Regions from separate parts of the Homo sapiens genome. Here region 2 is linked to region 1. Evidence: read pairs that join two places in POLR2A ChIA-PET (ENCODE). Cell type or tissue: PC-3. All regions are shown on one strand. Links, peaks and the distances in the headings refer to the core of each region. The heading gives the core; the rest is flanking DNA. Region 1 holds the start of PF4 (platelet factor 4). Region 2 has its middle 11 kb from the start of CXCL6.

The links. ChIA-PET counts read pairs that join two places held together with the same protein. Peaks named below come from ENCODE experiments on the same cell type or tissue, not always from the same donor. Only the 100,000 strongest peaks of a DNase experiment are listed, where the experiment ranks them.
Region 2: POLR2A ChIA-PET joins it to region 1 with 5 read pairs; 2 of 35 experiments call an interaction of 5 or more read pairs at or near these places.

The regions. Positions count from the first base shown.
Region 1 is chr4:73,976,783-73,982,113 of GRCh38, forward strand. PF4 (platelet factor 4) reads right to left here and starts at 5,245. Exons shown (of 3, transcript NM_002619.4): 1 at 5,081-5,245; 2 at 4,635-4,761; 3 at 4,029-4,509. The coding sequence starts at 5,171. The coding sequence ends at 4,422. RefSeq lists an enhancer at 4,197-4,938. In PC-3, for the core only: no CTCF peak of the experiment used is centred there; a DNase peak (open chromatin) is centred at 2,309; H3K4me3 peaks cover 393 bases; H3K27ac peaks cover 2,331 bases.
Region 2 is chr4:73,822,659-73,828,048 of GRCh38, forward strand. No RefSeq gene overlaps it. Among named protein-coding and RNA genes, the nearest start is that of CXCL6, 11 kb to the right of the region's middle. In PC-3, for the core only: no CTCF peak of the experiment used is centred there; no DNase peak of the experiment used is centred there.

The DNA.
Region 1 (5,331 bases), core at 332-5,331:
TCCCTACTTGCTCTCCTGTCCCAGCAGTGACAACCCAAGTTTTCATAACGCCCCAGTCCCAGCACTGCTGGGCCCCAGGATAGCATGAAGTTGGCAGAAGCTAGTTGCTGTAGCCACTTATCTCTCAGAAAGAATGTGGAACCTAGTGTGAGCTCCCTCGCTGGAGCAGTTCCATCCCACAGTCTCCTGGCTGGTCGTCATGTTAGTTTCAGGGTTTGGGAGGGTCAGAGGGCTCTTTCATGGCGAGGATTATACTATTTCACAGTGGGGATATGAACTGCTAGAAGTCTATTACTTGCCCCTTCTTTGCATTAGGAAGTCACTCCCAGCTCCTAGCCTAACCTGGGAAAGGAGGCTGCCTCTTCTCCTCCTTCCTCTCAGATTTTAGTTTCTCCTGTTACTTCTCTGTTGAATTCCAACATCATCTCTTGGATAATGTACTCATACTGTCACTGTCTATATACTGCTCTGGTTTTTCTAAGTGGAGGAGGCAGGCATAAAGTGGTTTTAGTTAGCCACGATAAACTCCCCATCAACATTGTGGTTTTGGTATTTGATTTTCTTTTATTTGTTACTGTAAGTGGAAAACACCACCTTGGTCTATCATGTTAAAATCTTCTTAACTTGTTGTCTTCTTTTGATTGTGGTTCTGTGCAGGAGAAGTTCTTGTTGGTTGTGTTCTCAACAGGTTGCTTGCTAGCTCACAGATTGTGGCTGTCACTACTGGAAATGTTATACGCTCTGGTGGTGAAACTCCAAGGAAAGAGAATAAAAGTCCTATTTACTTATTAGGTTCCAATTCTGAGTCAGAATCCATGCTGTGTCCTATTATAAGTGTGATGTATTCCTTTCAAGAGCCCTATGAAGTGGACATTATTGTCCTTATTTTGCAGATAAGGAAACTGAGGAGACTTGGGGTCACACAGAATCAAAGTTGAGATATAACCCAAACTTACACAAAAGCTCACTAGGCTAGTGCCAGCATCTATAGGACTAAGAGGGAAAAGAGCCGTATGAGAAGAGGAAATAGGTATAAAACAGCTACTTAAGTCCATTAATTGTGAACATGCTTGCTTTTTATCTAAGTCTTCCTAGAAATCAATGTATTTTTAGTCCTCTATTAAGTTGTGCATTAGGAACCAACTAGAATGTACATGACTGAAGTAGATGGGTAATGAATATAAATTGTAGCCCCAGCTAAAAAGGACTTAGAATCCCAGCAGTCCAGACAATATCCTGTTTGGAGTGACATCTTTACCACAGAAGCTATTTTTCATGGGTTTCCCAGACTCCAACCCTAGATCAGGGATGGAGATTGAAATTGAAGGAAGACTACAGACCAGGAGATTTAACTATCCAGTTGGTCCTCAGCATCCTGTTCTTACTGACTCCCCCATGCATCTTGCTTGAAGTGTGGACTCCAATATGGACCATCAGAACCTAACCTTTTAATCAATGAACTAGATTAGTGCTTTTAAACTACACATCATGACACATCAGTGGATTATAAAATAATTTTATAGAGTTGTGGCCAACATCTTCTAAAAAGTGGAATATGGTAGGATAGGATAGGATAGAAAATAAAATATCAGGATGCATAGTACAAAACAGGTATAAGTATTGTATTGTAAACTCATTTTATGTGTGTGTGAGTTTATATGTATGTAAAGGTGTAGAAAAACATGCATACATTCATACACACATAGATACAGTGAATATAAATATACACAGGACTATATATGTATAAGTGAATGCAATATCACATGAGTTAGCTATTTGTTCTCCAGCCAAGGAAAACATTTTATATTACCCTGTAACATGCTTTCATACTCTGAAAATTTGGACAGGAATGCTCCCAAACTAATAGCAATATAATTAAGTAAATTACTAAGTGTTTTCTTTATGGTGTGTACAAATAAATACTTTATTAGAAGTTAGCAGTTCAACTTGTAAGGATATCAAATGACTAATATTTTCAAAAATAAAAAAATTGAGTGGAGAAAATACAGTTTATGAAAAATATTTTTATTTCTTCTATATTTTCTGCTCTTTGTAATAAATAAGAATTGTCTTTTATAAAGAGAAAATAGGGATACATATTTAAAACCAACTAAACCTTCAATGTTCTATACATTACAGAAGAAGCTATTTTTACCACAGTCCTTAGAAGAAAAAAATGAAAAATTACAAAAATGCAGAACAGCTTCCAAGAACAAAATATCCTTTGGTGGTTTGGTTTTATTGATAGAGCCCATGACTAAGCAGTAAGTGTCTAGTTTGTGAACATTTTCTGATGACTGCTTACAACTCACAGGGAGTTTAAGTAAATTTAAACTTTATCACTCCATGACTGTTGAAACAACAACAGGGAGTTTCTGTGTGACTTGAGCTTTTCCCAGGAGGAAAGGCTTCTTCCCATGCCCTTGCTGATAAAGGTGGCAACTTGAAAGTGTTCTCAGTATAGTTAGATCAAGGTAATTCTTAAGCAGTAACTTATGAGGCACCAGCATTCCAGCACTGATTGACTTTGGTCCTCATGATCATCTATAAAGTAGCCACTCATAATATCCCTGTTTCACAGATGAGGAAACTAAGGCACAGAGGGAAAGTGAGTGTGACACAGTGTAGAGTGTCATGCTAAGGACTTTGGATCTGGAATGATTTATGCAGGGGAGTGAAATATTTCTATCTGTGTTTGGAAAAATAATATGGGTAGCAGTGCATAAGTTGTATTATAGGTGAAAAATACCAAGGGGGTGAAAACTAGTTGAGAGACCATGCTTCACTCTCTCTCTCCATTCCAGCCCTGCAGAACTATGAACTGTTGTCCAAACATGCAAATGACTGAATTATCTAGTGTCTTTTTACATATTATTCTTCTGGTGACAGTTCCTGTCTTCCCTTTGTCCCCCTGGCAAATTCCTCCGCCCCCTTCAAGAGCTAGTTCATGGAACAATTCCTGTCTGCAGAATCAGCTAACATGCCACTTGCCTGTGTGAAAGGCAGCACAATGTGAAAGCAAGAGGAGGGAGTTGAGAGTCAGACTTATCCGCTCAGCCTCTCCCAAGCTGTGTCCTCCCCGAGACTGTCAGCTCACCTCTATATTGGGAATAATACTCTCTAACTTGCAATGTGGGTGTGGGAATTTTAGATGATATTCTGGCATTTCCTAAGCATCTATAAGTTATGTTTTTCTTAATTAGTTTGTCATCCTAAAAACCCACCCTTTCCACCACCACCAAAGAGATTGAATGGCACCATGTTCTATTTTCTCTTAGGATTTTTATCCTATGTCTACACAAACATTGTCACCTTGGGTAAAAATTACATTAGCTCATGAAAAATGACTGCAGCTTTCTCATTCCACAGCTAGATTCTGCCTTCTGACCCATTGTGGTAGGGTGAATAATGCCCCCCACCCTTGAGATCCCCATGCCCTACTCTCTGCAACCTATGAATATGTCATTTAGTATGGCAAAAAAGTCTCCACAGATGTTTTAATGTCCAGAGATGGAAATGGTTTCTGGATTATCCAAGCAGGTCCAACGTATTCACAAGGCTCCTTATGAGAGGTAGGTAGAGTTAGAGGCAGAAAGGTCAGAGGAGAGAGGGGAGATGTGACAATGGAAGCAGAGGTTGGAGTGATGCAGTTTGAAAATCAATGGAGGGCCCATAAGCTAAAGAACGTAGATGCCTCTATAAGCTGAGGAAGGAAAGGAAATAGATTCTCTTTTAGAGCCTTCAGAAGAAACACAGCTATGATCATACTTTGAGTTCAGCATGTTCAACCCACTTGGGACTTGTGACCCCCCAAATTGCAAGATAATACATTTGTATTGTTTAAGCCACTGAGTTTGTGTTGATTTGTTACAGAAGCCATAGGTAACTAATATACCAACACTGCAACAACTTCCTTTCTCCCCAGAGTAGAGCAGTGCCTTCCTGAGGGATGAATAAAAACATCATCTAGTACGTCTCCTTGTTTCCAGAATTTGTGGGCATAAAAACAGTCTTATTTATTTACTTAATTTTTTAAAAGCCATCTGTGTTACTGATATTTATTGGCAAAGGTAATAATAATGGTCAAGGTAAATATGTAGCTATAAAGTACTGCAATCATGTAAATGCATGAATATGTATCAGCCAACATGTAACACCAAGCATAACCAGTATTCACACCTTCCTTCAAAATACTTTTTGCTTAAAATACCGGAATTTTTTTCTTCCATGAAATTGTTATGTGTCAACACAATTTTTGCACTATTATTAAGAAGTATTTTGACTATACTACAACTTGATTTATTTTGTTTATTTAAAATCATAAGGATAACACAAATATCAGAAGTTCTTTCACAGTTAGATTGAAACTGGAAAAAAGAAGTATGCTATATAGCAAATGCACACACGTAGGCAGCTAGTAGCTAACTCTCCAAAAGTTTCTTAATTATTTTCTTGTACAGCGGGGCTTGCAGGTCCAAGCAAATTTTCCTTCCATTCTTCAGCGTGGCTCTGGCAGGGAAAAGAGAAGAGATGTGACTTTCAGTCCTTGGGTTTGCAAATGGCATTAGAAGGGGGAGGGTTGGGCAGAGGAGGCACGGAGCGGGAGCACTGACAGATGCAGTGCAAGGACTCACATCAGTTGGGCAGTGGGGCAGTGGGGTCCGGCCTTGATCACCTCCAGGCTGGTGATGTGCCTGGGACGGACCTGGGAGGTGGTCTTCACACACAGGCACTGCAGGTCCCCATCTTCTTCAGCTTCAGCTGAGGGGGAAATGGAGAGGGTAAGAGAGGAGGAGGGGAGGGAGTGGTGACTCCATGAGTAGCCAGAGGTACTTTAGGGACTTTTTCCACTACCTTCAGCCTTCTTTTCCTTACCATAAATCACACCTCCCCCAGACAGAAGTTGTTCTAACCAGGTGGGAGGTGCAGGTGCAGCGCCTGGCACTGTGGCCAGACACTCAGCAGGCTCTCCGTTAAGTGTGGCTGTGATCATGATCCTAGAGGATTCCTCCCCAGCCCCAGGGCTTCCCGGACTCCCCCTCGCCGCTGCCAGCCCTCACAGCCTGGCTTCTGCTCTCACCGCTGGCGAAGGCGACCACAAGTGGCAGGAGCAGCAACCCCAGGAACAGCAGCCCGGGGCGTGAGGCGCAGAACCCGGCTGCGGAGCTCATGCTGCGGCAGAGCTTCCAGCAGGATCTCAGTGCTCAGTGCGATGGGAAACTCGGGCTGGGTCTCTGTGGCCAATGACTCCTGAGCCTCGCCGGCACGTTTTATTCCCGGCTGTCCTTCCAGTCCGGAAGCCTGAAGTGGACACCGAGGAACTGCGGTGCG
Region 2 (5,390 bases), core at 199-5,198, 150 kb before region 1:
CTAGCAAATGAGGAGAGTCCCATGAGGACAAGGTCCTGTACTGCTCTGTTCATCATGTATCTTGAGCACTAACACAATGAAGATTCTCCGTAAATAGAAATTGGGTATTTGAATGAATAAAATGAAAATAGAGAAAGCTAGGTGCAAATGAAGAGTCATTCTGCAAGGCAGGGAGAAATTAATTGAGAAAGTTTCTACCAGACAATGATAAAGAGTGACATAGAGAGGGAGAAGAAGAGGGAGAAAGGGGAGGGAGGGAGGGAGGGAGAGAGAGAGATAGAGAGAGAGAGGAATTGAAAAGACTAAACCAGGGAAGGTTCAAATTTGTGCTGAAGGGAACAGAAGAGCTGACTAAGACAAAATAAAAGACTTTATGTGGCATTGAATCAGCAGAAAGAAATTGGGAAACATGAGGTGCTGTGATCTGGATGCTTGTATGACTTCTTAAAAATTTTCTTGACACATATATTAATCCATTTCCACACTGCTATAAAGGATTGCCCCAAACTGGGTAATTTATAAAGAAAAGAGGTCTAATTGATTCACAGTTCTCTATGGCTGGAAGCCCTTAGGAAACTTAAAATTGTGGCAGAAGGCCAAGGGGAAGCAAGACACATCTTACATAGCAGCAGTGGGGAGAGAGAAACAGAGAGAGAAGTGCCACACTTAAAGCCATCAGCTCTTGTGAGAACTTGCTCACTATCACAAGAGCAGCATGGGGGAAACCACCCCTGCCCTAGGAACCCTCCTCACCCCATTATTCAATCACCTCCCACCAGGTCCCTCCCTCCACATGTGGGGATTACTATTCAAGATGAGATTTGGGTGGGGACACAGGGACAAACCATAACAACAGATATGGTATACCTTATTATTGTTATCATTACTATTATTATATTATAGACTTATGAAGCACTGCAGAAGTATATTCTGAAGGCTTGATGAGAAAAACAGGCCAGTAAGAACATTCTAAGCATTTGTCAGACAGACTCTTTTTAATGCTTTAAAGAAATGCTTTTCAAACATTAGTGTGCAAAAGAAAAATCTCCTAGAGAGCTTGTTAAAATACAGATTCCTAACAACCTCACTCTCTCATCCTAATTTAGTAGTGGTCCTGGGACACCACCCAGGAATTATTTTTTCATTGAGATTACACTCACCTGCTGTAAAATTCACCCTTTTAAAGTGCTCACTTTAGTGGTTTTCAAAAAATGTTCACAAAGTTGTGTAATCATCACTATTATCTAATTCCAGAATATTATAAGCATCCCCCAAAGCCACACCCATTACCAGTCACTCCCCATTCCTCCCTTGTCAAGACCCTGGCAACCACTAGTTTTCCTGTCCAATTGATTTGCCTATTCTGAACATTTTATTTAAGTGGAATCATCCAAAACAGCTTTTTGTATCTAGCTTCTTTTACTTTGCATAATGTTTTCTTTGTGCTGAATGAAATTAGCATAAGGCCCATCCATGTTGTAACATAAATCAGTACTTTTATGCTGGATAATATTCCATTGTAATAATATAAAGAACTCTTATACCACATTCTGATTATCCATTTTTCAATTGTGGACATTTGGTTGTTCCTACTTTTCGGCTATTACAAATAATGTTGCTATGAGCTTTCATAAGTATGTTTTTGTATTGACATATATTTCCAATTCTTTTTGTTGTATTCCTTAAAGTGAGATTGCTGGGTCATATAGAAGCTCTATGTTTAACATTTTAAGTAATTGTTAACTGTTTCCCAAAACTGCTGCGTTATTTACATTTCCACCAGTAATGTATGAGGGTTCTAATTTTTCCACATCCTTGAAACACTTTATATTATCTCGTTGTGGTTTTGATTTATATTTCCCTAAGCACAATGAAGAATACATTAGTTAATATTGATGTTGAACATTTTTTCTCATACTTCCTGGTCATTTGTATATTTTCTTTGAAGAGATGTATATTTTAATACTTTTCCCAATTTTAATAGCGTTATTTGTCTTTGTGTCACTGCACTGTAAGACTTCTTTATACATTCTGGATACTAGGTGCTTACCATGTATATAATTTGAAAATATTATCTCCCATTTCATGGGCTGTCTTTTCACTTTCTTGTTAATGTCCTTTGATACACAACTTTTTAAAATTTTAATGAAGTCCAATTTGTTATTTGGTTGTTAGTGTCATATCTAAGAAATAATTATCTAATACAAGATCACAAAGATCAAAGCCTAACTTTTTTCCTAAGAGTTTTATAGTTTTAGCACTTATATTTAGGTTGCTGATGTATTTTGAGTCCAATTTTGTGTATGGTGTGAAGTAGTGGTCCAACTTCACTCTTTTGTATATTGATATATGATTGCCCAGCATTATTTATTTAAAAGACTATTCTTTCTCCCATTTATTTATCTTGGCACCCTTGTTGAACACCAACTGATCATAAACTTATGGTTTTATTTCTGGACTCAATTCTATTGCATTGGTATATATTGTCCACCGTAGGCCAGTACTACACAGCCTTGATTGTTGTAGCTATGTAGCAATTTTGAAATTGAGAAGTATGAGTCTTGCAAATTACTCCTTTTTAAAGATTGTTTTAGCTACTCTGGGTCTCTTATTTCAGAATTTGCTTTTCAATTAGATAGAGTCCTTTTAACTTCTCATACTTTGTAGGCAGGGTACAAGGAGGCTGTGATTTAAGGTTTTGGTACCTACTTGATTAAAGATCCTGGGCTGACCTTGGTTGATTCCACAGTTTTTTTTAGCTTACATCATAATATCAATTTTGAGGCTTAGAAAATTTCTTATATCAGGATAAGAAGAATGAGAGTTTACAGATTTAAAAAAAAATATAACATTTCGTATTTCAAAATGCCAGAATTCTTTGCTCTGAGGAAAGTAACCGCATATGTAATCTGAGAGAACATGTCCCCAGCACTTTGCAAGCATAAACTAATGACTTCCTCTCTTACCTGTGCCTTTACCAGAGTCTAGCTAAAGACAGTTGGAGGAACAGGGAGTTGGCAGTCCTACTCACGGTAACTTCATAGTGTACTATAAATCACATGATGGCAAAAAGTATGCAGAACTTTTTCATTAAAGAATGTTCTTACAGAAATTCACAGTGAAAGAATCTGAACCATAACAGAGGATAGGAGAGAACAATAGAAAACACTTCAGAAGGGTAAAAACTGAGTTATTCCAGAAAAAAAAAATTTTGTAGATAAACCAGAATTAATTTTGCCCCAGAAAACTAATGTGAGTCCAGGTTAGATTGACTGATTGATTAATTGATTGGCCCAAAATGGAAGAAGACATCAAATGCAAATGTGAGACTGCCAATTGAATATAAAACAAAAATGATTTAATTAAACTTTGTGAAACACGTTGTCAATACTGGAATCAAAGTCGATGGATTATTGGAGTCAGTTATTGTAATTTTGGGACAGGCTTACAGAACAGGATCATATTTTGAAATACTAACTAATGTGTTTTCCTCCTGCGTACCCACAGCAGCAGAGTCAGCATATTCTATCAACTTGTTACTCCCACAGTGCCACATAGCACCTAACCTAAAACTAGCAAATAATCCACTTCCATTTAAAGGAGCACTAAAATTATAATGCTTTCTTGTTGCCACCATTGAATATCTACCCTTAGCAGCATTCAGCATGTCACTCATTGAGGATGAAGAAGTAATCATAACTACCTATTTATTTAAATCTTGCTCAACTTTTTTTCCAAAATATGACACATGGACAATCCCTTTCTCGAGGCCCTACTTATTTACAGGAACATTGCAGATATATTGTGGGTTTGGTTCCAGACCACTGCAAGAAAATGAATATCAAAATAAAGTGAGTCGCAAAATTTTTTTGTTTCCCTGTGCATATAAAAGTTGTGTTTACATGATACTGTAGTCTATTAAGTGTGCTATGGCATTGTGTCTACAAAATAAGAATCCCTTAACTTTAAAATACTTTATTACTAAAAACTGCTAACAATTGTTTAAGCCTTCACCACGTCATAATACTTTTCCTGGTGGAGAGTCTTGCCTCAATGTTGATGGCTGCTCACTGATCAGGAAGTTGGCTGCTGATGGTTGAGGTGGCTGTGGCAATTTCTTAAAAGAAGTCAGCAATGAGATTTGTGGCATTGATTGACTCTTCCTTTCACAAAAGATTTCTCTATAGCACATTATGTTGTTTGGCAGCATTTTATCCACAGCAGAACCTCTTCCAAAATTGGAGTCAATCCTTTCAATTCCTGATGTTGCTTTATCAACAAAATTTATGATGTAATACTCCGTATCCTTTGTTATCATTTCAACAATCATCACAGCATTTTCACCAGGAGTAGATTCCATTTCAAGAAACCACTCTTTGTTCATCCATAAGAAGTAATTCTTCATTTATTCAAGTTTTGTGATGACATTGTAGCATTCAGTCACATCTTCGGGCTCCACTTCTAATTGTCTTACTATTTCTACCACATCTGCAGTTATTTCCTCCATTGAAGTATTGAACTTCTTAAAACTATCCATGAAGGTTGAAATCAACTTCTTCCAAACTCCTGTTAATGTTGACATTTTGACTTCCTTCTATGAATCACAAATGTTAACAGTACTTAGAATGATGAATCCTTACCCAAAATTTTTCAATTTATTTTTCCCAGATCCATCAAAAGAATCACTATCTCTGGCAGCTACAGCCTTACAAAACGTATGTCTTAAATAATACTATTTGAAAGTCAAAATTACTTTTTGATCCATGGGCTGCAGAATAGATTTTGTGTTCACAGGCATAAAGGCAACATTAATTTCTTTGTACATCTCCATCAGAATTCTTACATGACTATGTGCATTCTCAATGAGCAAAAGAATTGAAAATACACTTTACAAGGGAGATTTACAAATGGCAAGCAAGCATCCTTAAAGGTGTTCAACATCATTAGTAATCATGAAATAATAATTAAAAGCTTAATGGGATACTACTAAATGCCTACCAGTAGCTACAATTTTAAAAAGAATGATGATGATGATATGGAGTAGTCAGGGCACACTTCCTTTGTGGGTGGGAGTATGAAATGGTAAAACTCTTTTGACAACAGTTTACAGCATGGCTTATTGAATATTTTGAGCCCACTGTTGAGACCTACTGCTCGGGAAAAAAATAATTTTCTTTCAAAATATTACTGTTCATTGAATTTCCTAGGAACCATTATGAAAATTCAACAGATGGCATATCTGTATCTGTTCCTGTACTTTAATTGGTTTCATGGGTCTCTCTGTCTCTCCTTACTCCAACTGTCCTTGTTAATGTGTTTTATATTGTGCCTTGAAATCAGATAGTGTGGTTTCTCTTTGTTCTTCTTTTTCAAAATTGAGCTGTTATAAG